Regions from separate parts of the Homo sapiens genome. Here region 2 is linked to region 1. Evidence: chromatin contacts called from ENCODE Hi-C or POLR2A ChIA-PET data. All regions are on one chromosome and are shown on one strand. The core of a region is the stretch at or near the end of the contact, and the rest is flanking DNA. Distances in the headings are between cores, read along the strand shown.

Region 1 (5,381 bases), core at 513-3,012:
TGTCTTCTTTATTTTAACCCGGCTAGACTTGTATTTGGAAGATGGCTACCCACCATCCAGGGGACCCGTTTTTTTGAGGACATGCAGAAAGAATGGGTTACCTCTGAAGCGCTCTCAGAAAATGAAAGAAAAACTTTTCCCAACAAAGACCAGGAAATTGCTCCTCTCATTGGCCCAAATATGTTACGCTCATTGCCAGCCAATAACTGTGGCAGGGAATGGGATTCTGCTGATTTAGGTTGGAATTATGCTACGTTGCTTAGATTGGGACCACATGCCCCTGTAAGTAGGCAGAGCAGGGATGTGACTCAGAACTGGGCTTGTTTACCAAGATAAGGAAGAGTGGATACTGGGGAGTCTAGGCCACCATAAGTTTCAGGTACAGCCAATGCAAAGCCTTGGAAATCCACCTGACAGCTCCGGTTGTACCGTCCGCCCTCCGTATCTGGGGTTTCCAAATTCCGGGATTCAATCAACTGAAAACAAAAAATGTAGTTAGGCTTACCAGGCCTGAAAATACATGAAAATATAGAGCCTAAAATATAGCCTGAAAATGTACTGAAAATATAGAGATTTCTTTGGATGATTATTTCCTAAATACACCTTAACAACTATTCACATAGCATTTGCATTGTATTAGGTTTTATAAGTAATCTAGATATGATTTAAAGTATATGGGGAAACACACCATTTTTATGTAAGAGACTTGAACATCTTAGAAAATCCAGAGTCTGGGAACCAATCCCACGGATATAGAGACAACTGTACTAACTACAGTAATGGCATATGGTAGCTGAATCTACCTCTCTTTCCATCCCAGTCCGGAATCCAAAGGCTCCTTCTTGCCATGTTGTCCTCGGGCGTTGGCTGCTTCCTCCCATTTGTTACTTTGGAAGTGTCTTCTTTCCTCAGTGTTTCTTCTGCGTGGGCCTTACCGGTCTTTACTGCACTCACTTACCTAAGAGGCAAAACAATGGCTGCCATTCAAGAAAATCTCACTTCAGCCCAGAATCGAAGAACTGGGGCTTATTTTGTCTTCTTTCTACTCTGGGGCTTCTCTGAGGCCAAGTTCAGAACTTGTGCACAAGACAGTGGCTGTGTGACAGAGCCACCCAGGGCTGTCTCCGTTAGATGAAGAGACTGGCTTGATCCATTCCCAAGAACTAGTCCCACGTGCAGTTCGGTTGCTCCGAATGGGATTTGGGTGCGAGGGGCTGACTGGAGATGTGGGGTCTGGGTGAGTGGGGTATTTGAGAACCTGAAGCTCACAAGGCTTTGTCTGGTTTGAGGTACGTTTTGCCCTTTCTCCCGCATTCGGCTCTGCATCGAATCTGACCGGCCGCGCCTACTCTCGGAACGGCCGAGGAGGATGGGTCTCCCGTCTCCACACGCGCGGTGTCTGCGCCGACTGCAGCCCTCCTGGACGGGAGCCTCTGGGCCCAGCTTAGGGTGGCGTCCAGCGTGACCTACTCGGGAATGGCAGCCTTCAGTGTCCTGCGGCCTCGGGTTCCGGGAAGCTCGGGGACCTGGGCAGCGGATCCAGATGCTTCCACAGCTGTGTCTCCGTCGCTCCGCTTCGGGGGCCGAGAACCAGCAAGACCAACGCGAGGAGGCGCCACGGTACCTGCCACCCCGCTCCCAGGAGGCCCGGACGAGGCTTCGTCGGCGAGCGGTCGGGGCCTGCTTCTCGAGGTGCCTGCGAGCGCCTCATGCCCCTCCCCACCGGCCCCAACTCCGTCCCGCCTCACCCGACCGCGGGCTTTGTCCACCCGCCGCGGTGCGGCTCCTCCCAGTCCCCGACAGCTCCTCCCCGCCCCCTCTGCCGGCCCCACTTCCTAGGCGGCGGAGCGGGTCGGGGAGGGAAGGGTTAACCCGCGGCTCTTCCCGGCGCGGAGGGATCCGGAGGCGAGCCGAGCGCGGTGGTGAGGCCGCCTCAGCGAAAAAAATGTCCGCCTGAAGAGACCCACAAGTTCTATTCGGGGGGACCGACAGCCCGCCCCGGGAGGAAGGGGCGGCCAGGCCCGAAAGCCGCCTCCCCCTCCCAGACCCGAGAGCTCGTGCGGGGCAAAGTGAACCGAGCCGCTGGGCGGTGCAAGGGGAAGCCCAAGCCCGTTCTCCCGGCCAAAGTGAACTTTAATCGGGGTGGTTGGATGCGGAGACGGGGCGGCAGGTAATTGCGGGCTAGCGAGCGGGAGTGGGGCGGCGCGGCGGGGCTGGGGGCTGCGGGGCGCCGCCGCGTCCCTGCCGGAGTGGGGGCGCCCCCGTCCCCCGCCTCAACTCCGCGCCCCTTTGTACAGCGCGAAACCCGGGGTCCCCTCCAAGTTGGGGAGCGGAGTGGGGGCGGAGGCTCGAGTCGCGGGCGCTCAGGCCCGCTGGCGGCGCGCTCGGCCTGTGCGCCCCGTTCGGTGCCCGACTCGGGCCGGCGCCCAGGCTCCGGGGCGCGCGGGAGATCGGGCGGCTTCGGCCGCGGAGCCAGGCTCATTGTTCGGCAGGTCCGGGGCAGGGCAGCAAAAGTGGGAGGAGGCCGAGCCTGGGGAGGAGGACGCCGGCCGAGAGCGAGACTAGTTGTCGGGGTTTCTGTTTTCTGTTTAAAAACGCCCCTTGGATGAGCTGGGGGTGCTTTCCGACCTCCTGGGCCCGCCGGGGACGTCCGGGCGGCGGCGGCCGCAGACGCGGGCCTGCGAGCGGCGCGTTCCCTGCAACTTGTCAGTTCTATTGTTGCCGAGCGAGTGAGTCACTTCGCATCTCCGCTCGCCGCCGCTCCGCTCGCTGGACGCCGAATTGCCCCTCACCCCGCTCCTCGAGACCCCAGCCGCGGCCGGGCCCGGCGCGCGGAGCACCCGGCGGCGGCGCGGAGCAGGGGGCGCCGAGGAGGTGGCAGAGACTGGCTCGGAAACTTGGGGGAGAGGCGGCGAGTTGCGGGAGCCGCCGCGTCGATCTCGGGCCGCGGCGAGGAACGCGTGGATTCCGGGACCCGGCGCGGGCACTGAGCCCTCCCGCCCCTTGCTCGCGCCGCGGTGGGAGCGAGTCGGGGTCCTGGAAGTCATCCCGGCGCCCCCAGCGCTCTTGCGTAATCTTCCCCAGTACCTCTCTCTGTTCCCTCACACACTTTGGGCCTCGGTGGTCTCTCGCTGAGCCCGTTTCCTCTGCCCTAGGACCTGCTAGAAGTGGCCGAAGATGAATCCCCAGCAACAACGCATGGCCGCTATAGGGACCGACAAGGAGCTGAGCGACCTACTGGACTTCAGTGCGGTATGAGAGCTTTCCATGGCATCTTGGGGTTCTGCTGAGGTTTTTGTTTGTTTGTTTGTTTGTTTCTTTTAAATAAAGGGTGAGGGGAAGCAACGTGGAGACTAGGCAGCGTGAACTCCATCTGCTTTCTGCTTAAGCAGTAGTTCTCAGGGCTGGAGTCCAGCTCCCCCAAGTTGGACACCTGAACTTTGATGTAATGTCTAGACTTGCACATTTAAAACTTTAATGCCAGAGGGGTCATTTGATTTAACCAGTTAAAAGGAGAACAATGTAATTATGACCTTTGGTTGAGTCACCCTCCCACCGCGATGATTATTGGGGATCTTGTACTTTATATGAAAAAGTGTTGTTTTTTTCTTCAGTACTCCTCACCATTTTCCTCTCCAGTATCAGATGTAGTTTATGGTACCTGAAAGATGTCAGCGACAAGAAAAGTAGTCCAGAGCTAGAATTTCGAGCCTTCTGAAACAGAGTACTTTTATTTTATACACACACACACGTGTGTGTGTGTGTGTGTGTGTATTATGTTCTTAACATGGGAAATGACTTAAAAACATCAACTGAAACCTAAGGGCCCACTGCTTTTATTTTTAATGGGTTTAATTCCTTTATTAACTGCTGTTAGGAGGCAGCACCTATACCTGCTTTATACAATTCAGTTATAATCCTTACTGTATGTAGTAATTTAATGGGCCATAATTCTGACTGTGTATATTGAGATATAATGTAAATGTAATGAAATTCACTTAGTTCTGCAGTAAAGATCATGTGTAATACTATACTGTTTAAACTTAATAATCTTGGACTCTTCCATGTAAATGATCGGGTCTTCAGAACAAAATGTAACCATTATTTCCAATTAATTAGGAAATAGTATCATTCAGTGTATTTGCCTCTCTGGATCTGAATGTATCTCCAATTTTATTTTAACTTCCCTCTGAAATTTAATAACTGATGGATGACTTTTGGTGGACTTTTGTTTGCAAGGAATCTAGAAGAATTTCAGGACTAACAGATATATTTGGGTTATTTTGCAGATGTTTTCCCCACCTGTTAATAGTGGGAAAACTAGACCAACTACACTGGGAAGCAGTCAATTCAGTGGATCAGGTAAGATGATGTCTTAAACTAAAGACTCATATTTTGGTGGTGTGATACATTTTAGTAGAAAAATAGAAAGCATAACATTTAAATATTATTGAATATATGTATATAAAAGATGGAATTGAGTCAAGTGATAATTAGTAAGATTTATTAATTTTAAAAGATGACAGTTCCCTCAGAAATCTGTAGGAAATCAGTAGTTTCGTTTACAATTATTTAAAATGTTAGTGGGGTAAATTTTCAAAATGAATAGAAACTTAGATTTATTTTTAAATGATAAGTATTAGATGACTGAATCCTTTCCTATATCCAGATTACATTATGATAATGTTTAGAGTAAGTTAAAGTAGATCTACACACTAGTGATCTTGTCTTTAAATTTACTTTCAATACATTTATGACTACTGTGCTCCATTTTAAAACATCCCATTTTTCTTAAGTATGCATTTTTTCTTTTTTTAACTTTTAAAAACTCATAATTTAAAAATATTTTAGAAGGAAGGTCCATTCCAGTGTGCAAAAGCTGTAACTTTTTATTTAATTTAAATTTATTTCTTTGTGCTTAAGAGATGAAAAAAATAACTAAAGCCATGACAGCATCATCTTAAGAAAACCAACTGTCAAATCTCTGGGCTGAAACTCAGTAATGCCTCTTTGATGGGTGCTTTTTATTTCCCCTGGTAAAATGATAGTTGGTTTCTTAAAATACTGTGAGAATAAAACATCAGAAAATAAGGTTAATTTCATAACCACCTAAACACTTTATACCACTTTACATTCTAAAAAGTTTGTTTTTAAAAATTGTATACTAATTTATTAAAATTCATTTTTAATTATGAAATTAGAGCTTATGGGGAAAGTATAGCATGTCCTTAATCATCTTAAGTAAGTGAAATGAAGGCATTTTTTGGATTTTAAGTAGGGTAAAGACTAGTATTATTCTTGATCAAAAGGACATCATGAAACGATAGGCAAGTCCCAACTCTTCTCTCACCTCCTTCCTTTTACTGGTAATCATTTGAAAA
Region 2 (5,782 bases), core at 264-2,763, 790 kb after region 1:
TTGGCACAGAATACATCTCTTCAACATTTTACGGAGTCTTTTTTTTTTTTTTTTGTCAGTACCACAGACAACCACCTGACTCGAGGACCTTACCTATTTCTCATTCAGCCAATGCTGCAGCACGTTATTAACGTCCTTGAAAGCAAGTCTTATACAGAGAAAACTTATTTTGATATATTAATGAATCTGATCAGAATGGACCAGATTGGGGGGATAGATAAATGGTTGCAATTGTGCTCCCTGGAATAGCTTTGGAGTTTACCTAGATCTTCTGTCTCTTTAGGACAGAGCTGCTTGTGTTTATATAGCATCTTACACAGGATTGAGACAACTTCAATTTCCTATATCAAAAAATCGGGGGAGGGCGGTGGGTTATGGGGGTGTTCAAACCTCCCAAGTGACATCTGCTGTGACTGCATGTCTTCCTACTCTTTCCACTGGGATGCACCTCTGGTAGCTGAACTATAACGAGAAGGTAAAAGCTGTGTCCAATACCTATTAAGCTGCCTTCTTCTCAACAGCTGGGGAGGTGGCGGGGGTGGGGGGGGGCGGAGGGAAGTCTTTTCAACAGTTTTACACATTTGGAAATAGGCCTAAAGTGAAGAAGGGGATTTTCAAATTGGTGTGTTGGAAAAGGGGCTGGGCTTTTGAGTTTGAAATCTGGTGCTGTCACTTACTGGTTTTGTGCCCTGGGAATATTTATTTCAGTTTTCATGCCTCTGTTTTTCTATAGGCAAAGTAGAAAATTCGAAAAGGTCCTCAACGAGTTTGTACAGCTGCTCCCACTCCCTCATCACCTCTTGTGGGCCTTTGGAAATGTATGTTGGAGGAGACATTTTGGATTGTTGCAATGACTTGGGAGTGCCATAGCACCTAGCAGGCAGAAGCCAGAAACACCAAATGTCTTAACAATGCTTGAGGCGGTGCTACAAATGAAGTCCTTCTCCAAATGCATTGAGCCCCAAGAAAAATCGCTGATTCTGAGGAACCTTCCAACTTTAACAATTTCAGGACGTCCCTAAGCTGAGCTAGGAGGCACCACGCACAGGCCGGAGGCACCACGCACAGGCCAGAGTCTCCCAAATCCTGTCCCGCACTCTCTCCCACCTTATTAATGGCCAGCTCATCTTTCAAGTTTCGACTTGAACCACTTCTCAGAGATATCTTCCCAGGTGCCCATCCCAACGTTACTATTATATCATAATTTGATTCTCCCTCCCCCCATCCCCCCGCCAACTCTGTAAACCCCAAGTATAACACAGGACGTTGCTATTTGTTGACTGACACATAGTGCTTGGTGAGGTCACGCTGGCGCTGAATACTTTTTGTATAAACCGACGAACAGCTGATGACCGCATGAATGCTCACACAAGGGGAAAGGGCGCCAAGCCAAGGAGCCGGCGTCATCCGACGTAACTTCCGCCCTTTAACGCTCCTGCGGACGCCCCCTTCTCCCAGTCCGTGTTTGTTTCCGGAATTTCAATAAAGCTCGATTCGGCTCGAAGAAGACCCCGTTCTTCCGGGAAAATGGCGACTCCCGCTCGTGCCCCGGAGTCACCGCCGTCCGCGGATCCGGCGCTAGTAGCGGGGCCTGCCGAGGAAGCCGAGTGCCCGCCGCCGCGCCAGCCTCAGCCCGCGCAGAATGTGCTCGCTGCCCCGCGGCTTCGAGCCCCAAGCTCCCGAGGACTTGGCGCAGCGGAGTTTGGTGGAGCTGCGGGAAATGTTGAAGCGCCAGGAGAGACTTTTGCGCAACGAGTAAGCTGGGGTCCCGCGGAGTCTCCGCCAGGCTCCTTCAGCTCGAGCTCCCTGGGCGCTCCCCTCCCCTCCCGCACTCTGTTCCCTTCCCTGGAAGGTGACTTTGACTCAGTCACATTCGCTTCAGTCCTACGGGCGAGTGGACGGAGGGCTTGCTGCGGCAGAGCCGTGCCTCTTCCTGGCCAGGCACGTATGCCTGCGAGGATAGCTCGGATTGAACGGCTACCTGGCGTTGCAGGGAGTTAGTAGCCCCTGGTCGGTTTTATTTACCCGGGGACTGTGGTGGTTCCATGAGTCTGCTTTCTAAACCCTTTTGTCGCCCGCACCCCTAACCCATAACAGATTGTCAGCTTCATCTCTGGATTCTAAGCTTACAGGAACCGTAGGAAATGGGAAGAGTGGGATATGAAGAGGGGTTTATTAGGCCGGGAAAGTTCGACCCTCATTCAGCTGGCTGGTTGAACGGATTTTAGCAAGGGAGCCACGTAATAAAAGTGATTTTGTTTTTTAGGCAGCTTTGTTCAGCAGCTTGTTGCAAAAGATGGTTTGAAGGAATAAAAAGCAGAAGACAGTAGAAGGATATTTTCAGAGAGACTTCCCACGAGACACTTGTAAGAAAGTGAGCTAGGAAGGGATTGGGAGAACTTTTAAGCATGGACTAATTTAAATGCAGTTGACAGAGATGGCTGAAGTTTCCAATCTATATGGAAGACCACTAGCAAAAATAGGAAAATTCAGGGAGAGGAATAGATCCAAGGTTGATTTTACTTAGGGTGTGCAGAGTTGAGAGGAGAGCAGGACAGACATTTGGTTAATCGAAAACCAAACACTTAAAAGCTGGAGAAGTAGTCATGAGGCTCAAGAAAGAGAGAACCCTGGAAAAATACAGAAAACAGGAATTTCAGCTGTAGAGTGTTGTTAATAGTTGAAATTGTGGGGATGAATGTAGTGTCAAAAAGAACAGAGGACTTAAGGTGTAATTTTTTCTTTCCATTTATTGTATAGTTAAAGAAAAGGGAATCAGAAAAGGAACTCTGTCATCCAGCAAAAGGGACAAATAAATAATTGGTTGGGATCAAGACATGTGTTTTGACCTTGTGAGAATAGGTTTTGAATGTATAGCAGTGAATTAACTTTTTGGTCTCAGGACTCCGTTATACTTTAAGAATTATTGACATCCCAAAGAGCTATTTTATGTGTTGTATCTAGCGAAATGTATTTACTTATCAGAAATACGTCTGAAGTCTTTAAAACATAAGCATACACAAGCACACATTCTATTCTAGAACAATGATGTCATCACATGCCATGTAGCCTCTGGAAAACTCCACTGTACCCATGCGAGAAAATGAGAGGGAAATAATATCTTAGTATTATTATGAAAGTAGTTTTGACCTAATAGGCCCATCCCCACACTCCACCCCATCCCCAAATTTTGGAGATTGCACTTTAATGACTGCTGGTTCTTGGAATGTCTTATGTGATTATTATATGCTTAAAATACTTTTGCTGAAATTCTAATTTGCTGAGACAAATGAGGCATATATTCCCTATTCTTCCTGCATTCCCTTGTTTTTTGGGCTATTTGGATAATGACCATTTTAATTGTTTTATTCTTGTTTTGGGGCAGTTAGAAATCAGATATTTGACTTAAAAATCAGCTTTTCTTTCTTTGAAGATAATGCCTTGCCTTTTTAATGTTATATCTCAAGTTAAAAAAATGGCTGTAATGTAATAGTATTCTTTTCCATTTGACAGAAAATTCATTTGCAAATTGCCCGACAAAGGTAAAAAGATCTTTGACTCTTTTGCCAAACTGAAAGCTGCCATTGCAGAATGTGAAGAAGTTAGAAGAAAAAGTGAACTGTTTAACCCTGTTAGTTTAGACTGTAAGCTAAGGCAAAAAGCAATTGCAGAAGTTGATGTGGGTACAGATAAGGCCCAGAATTCTGACCCGATACTTGATACTTCATCACTAGTTCCTGGATGTTCCTCTGTAGATAACATCAAGTCATCTCAAACCTCACAAAACCAGGGACTTGGACGTCCTACTCTTGAAGGTGATGAAGAGACTTCAGAGGTTGAGTACACAGTGAATAAGGGCCCAGCTTCCAGCAATAGAGACAGGGTACCACCTTCATCTGAAGCTAGTGAGCATCACCCGCGGCATCGTGTTTCAAGTCAAGCGGAAGATACTTCCAGCAGCTTTGACAACCTGTTTATTGACAGGTTACAGAGGATCACCATTGCGGACCAAGGTGAACAACAGTCAGAAGAAAACGCAAGTACTAAGAACTTGACAGGCCTTTCCAGTGGGACTGAGAAGAAACCTCATTACATGGAAGTGCTAGAAATGCGAGCCAAAAACCCAGTGCCCCAGCTGCGTAAATTTAAAACCAATGTGTAAGTACCCTCGGAAACAGGCCTGTAACAGGAACGTGATATTTGTTAAACTCAAAAATTTACGAGAAACTGGGTGTGGTGGTGCTTGCCTGTAGTCCCAGGCTACTCAGGAGGCTGAGGTGGGAAGACAGCTTTGAGTCCAGGAGTTGTAGACCAGCTTGGGCAATATAATAAGACCTTTTCTCTTAAATAAGTCAGGAGAATGCTCTAAGTTCCGTGGGCTTTGTATGAGAACTACTTGTAGTTAGGAAATAACATGTTGTGGCAACACTGAGACCAGCCTGGCCGGAGTAGAAGATTCATGTTGAAAAATATTTAGTTTTGAAACCAAATAATCGACAAGGTCTTTTAAAGCACATGGGGGAGTGTTAAATTTTAGGATGCTTAGCCAGTATTTCATAATAAACACAGAGTTGGAGAGAATTTATTATGACTTCTTTTTTTCAGAACCATTTTTTAGTGTACAGCTTTGATTAGTGTACTATCAAAGTGTACTCTCTTTGATTAGTCTGTGAACTAAGGGTAAAGCAATTGCAGGAGCTGATGGGCTTTCCAGCAGAAATTATTTGCATGCTCACTGTATGTAAGCAAGCAGCAGGTGTTGTGGGGACACAATTAAGTCAAGATTCTTAAAACTCCTTTGCCTTTTTTGATGTTAAATCTCAAGTTTAAAAACATGGCTGTAATGTATACATGTGTAATGTAATACAATACCATGTTCTTCAAGGAGTTTAAGAGCTACATGAGGACCCAAGGTTTACACACTTGGAAAAGAGTTAAGCTACATAATAATAACAGTTTCAGGGGGAAGGAAGCTGAGAAGAGGTTTGAAAAACTGTGAAAATAGATTCAGGCAGGATAGGCAAAAACTCTGCTTATCAGTTCCTTGCCATAAATTTGTTTCTGAAATTTCAGGAAAAGTAAAATCTTTTTGAAAATAATTGCTATTTACTTGCAGCAAATGTAACATTCAACTCAGGTAACTGGTACCTTCTTCCTATATTGTATTTACAAGTATGTAACATCAAAGTTAAATCACTACTACCTTTCTTTGAAAAACAGAAAACCTCTAGTGAAAAGTATCTAAAACATGCTTCTTTTTTGTTAGACTTTAATTCTACCCCAGCATTCATTTTAACCTCAAAACATTTTATTTCTGCTGTATAGAAAATCAGGATTATACTACATTAACGTGATCAAGTACTCTCTTGTGTACAGTGGGGTATCTTTCTTCACTTCCAGGATGACATTTTAGAAAACTAGAACCATCATCTAGTCAATAAATAAAACAAAGAATACATTAATCCCAGTTCTGTATTATGGTCATTTAGCTGGGAGTGGGAGAGAGGTAAGGGAATAGTGAAGAGGGCTACCAAGAATTCAGGAAGTTTAAGAGACAGGGAGCCTCCTGTATAAGTTAGAGGAGAACAGGAAAGGCAGGGCTTTGAGGAGTCCTTAGGCCATAGACAGGTAGGGATTGAGAGGGTTCCGTGTGAGAGGTGGCTTGGAGGTTGGAAGGTGGGGTCAGGTAGTGTCCTTTGGGTCCTTTCTGCTCTTCCTTCTGCATACTCTTCTGGCTTCATGTATCACCTGGATGCTGGAGGCTGACCCCTGTGCACCTCTA

What was found. Hi-C counts contacts between places; a loop is a spot of excess contacts on that map. ChIA-PET counts read pairs that join two places held with the same protein, here RNA polymerase II (POLR2A). Pooled maps may share reads with other maps.
Region 2: a map of CD8-positive, alpha-beta T cell shows a loop between it and region 1 (4-fold over the local background). The contact joins the promoter of POLR2M here to the promoter of TCF12-DT in region 1. A Hi-C loop is called at or near these places in 3 of 168 maps with a recorded cell type or tissue (CD8-positive, alpha-beta T cell, ascending aorta and naive thymus-derived CD4-positive, alpha-beta T cell) and 11 of 50 pooled maps. POLR2A ChIA-PET finds 5 or more read pairs at or near these places in 1 of 52 experiments (CD4-positive, alpha-beta memory T cell).

The regions. Positions count from the first base shown.
Region 1 is chr15:56,916,737-56,922,117 of GRCh38, forward strand. It overlaps TCF12-DT (TCF12 divergent transcript), which reads right to left and starts at 1,763. Exons shown (of 4, transcript NR_015419.2): 1 at 804-1,763; 2 at 329-476. TCF12 (transcription factor 12) reads left to right here and starts at 1,908. Exons shown (of 21, transcript NM_207037.2): 1 at 1,908-2,170; 2 at 3,156-3,252; 3 at 4,290-4,362. The coding sequence starts at 3,178. RefSeq lists silencers at 1,068-1,207, 1,728-1,857, 2,028-2,077, 2,168-2,457, 2,508-2,947.
Region 2 is chr15:57,705,201-57,710,982 of GRCh38, forward strand. It overlaps POLR2M (RNA polymerase II subunit M), which reads left to right and starts at 1,514. Exons shown (of 4, transcript NM_015532.5): 1 at 1,514-1,755; 2 at 3,514-4,158. The coding sequence starts at 1,643. It overlaps GCOM1 (GCOM1, MYZAP-POLR2M combined locus), which reads left to right. Exons shown (of 17, transcript NR_104371.3): 14 at 734-1,172; 15 at 3,514-4,158. RefSeq lists an enhancer at 1,409-1,628 and a silencer at 1,949-1,998.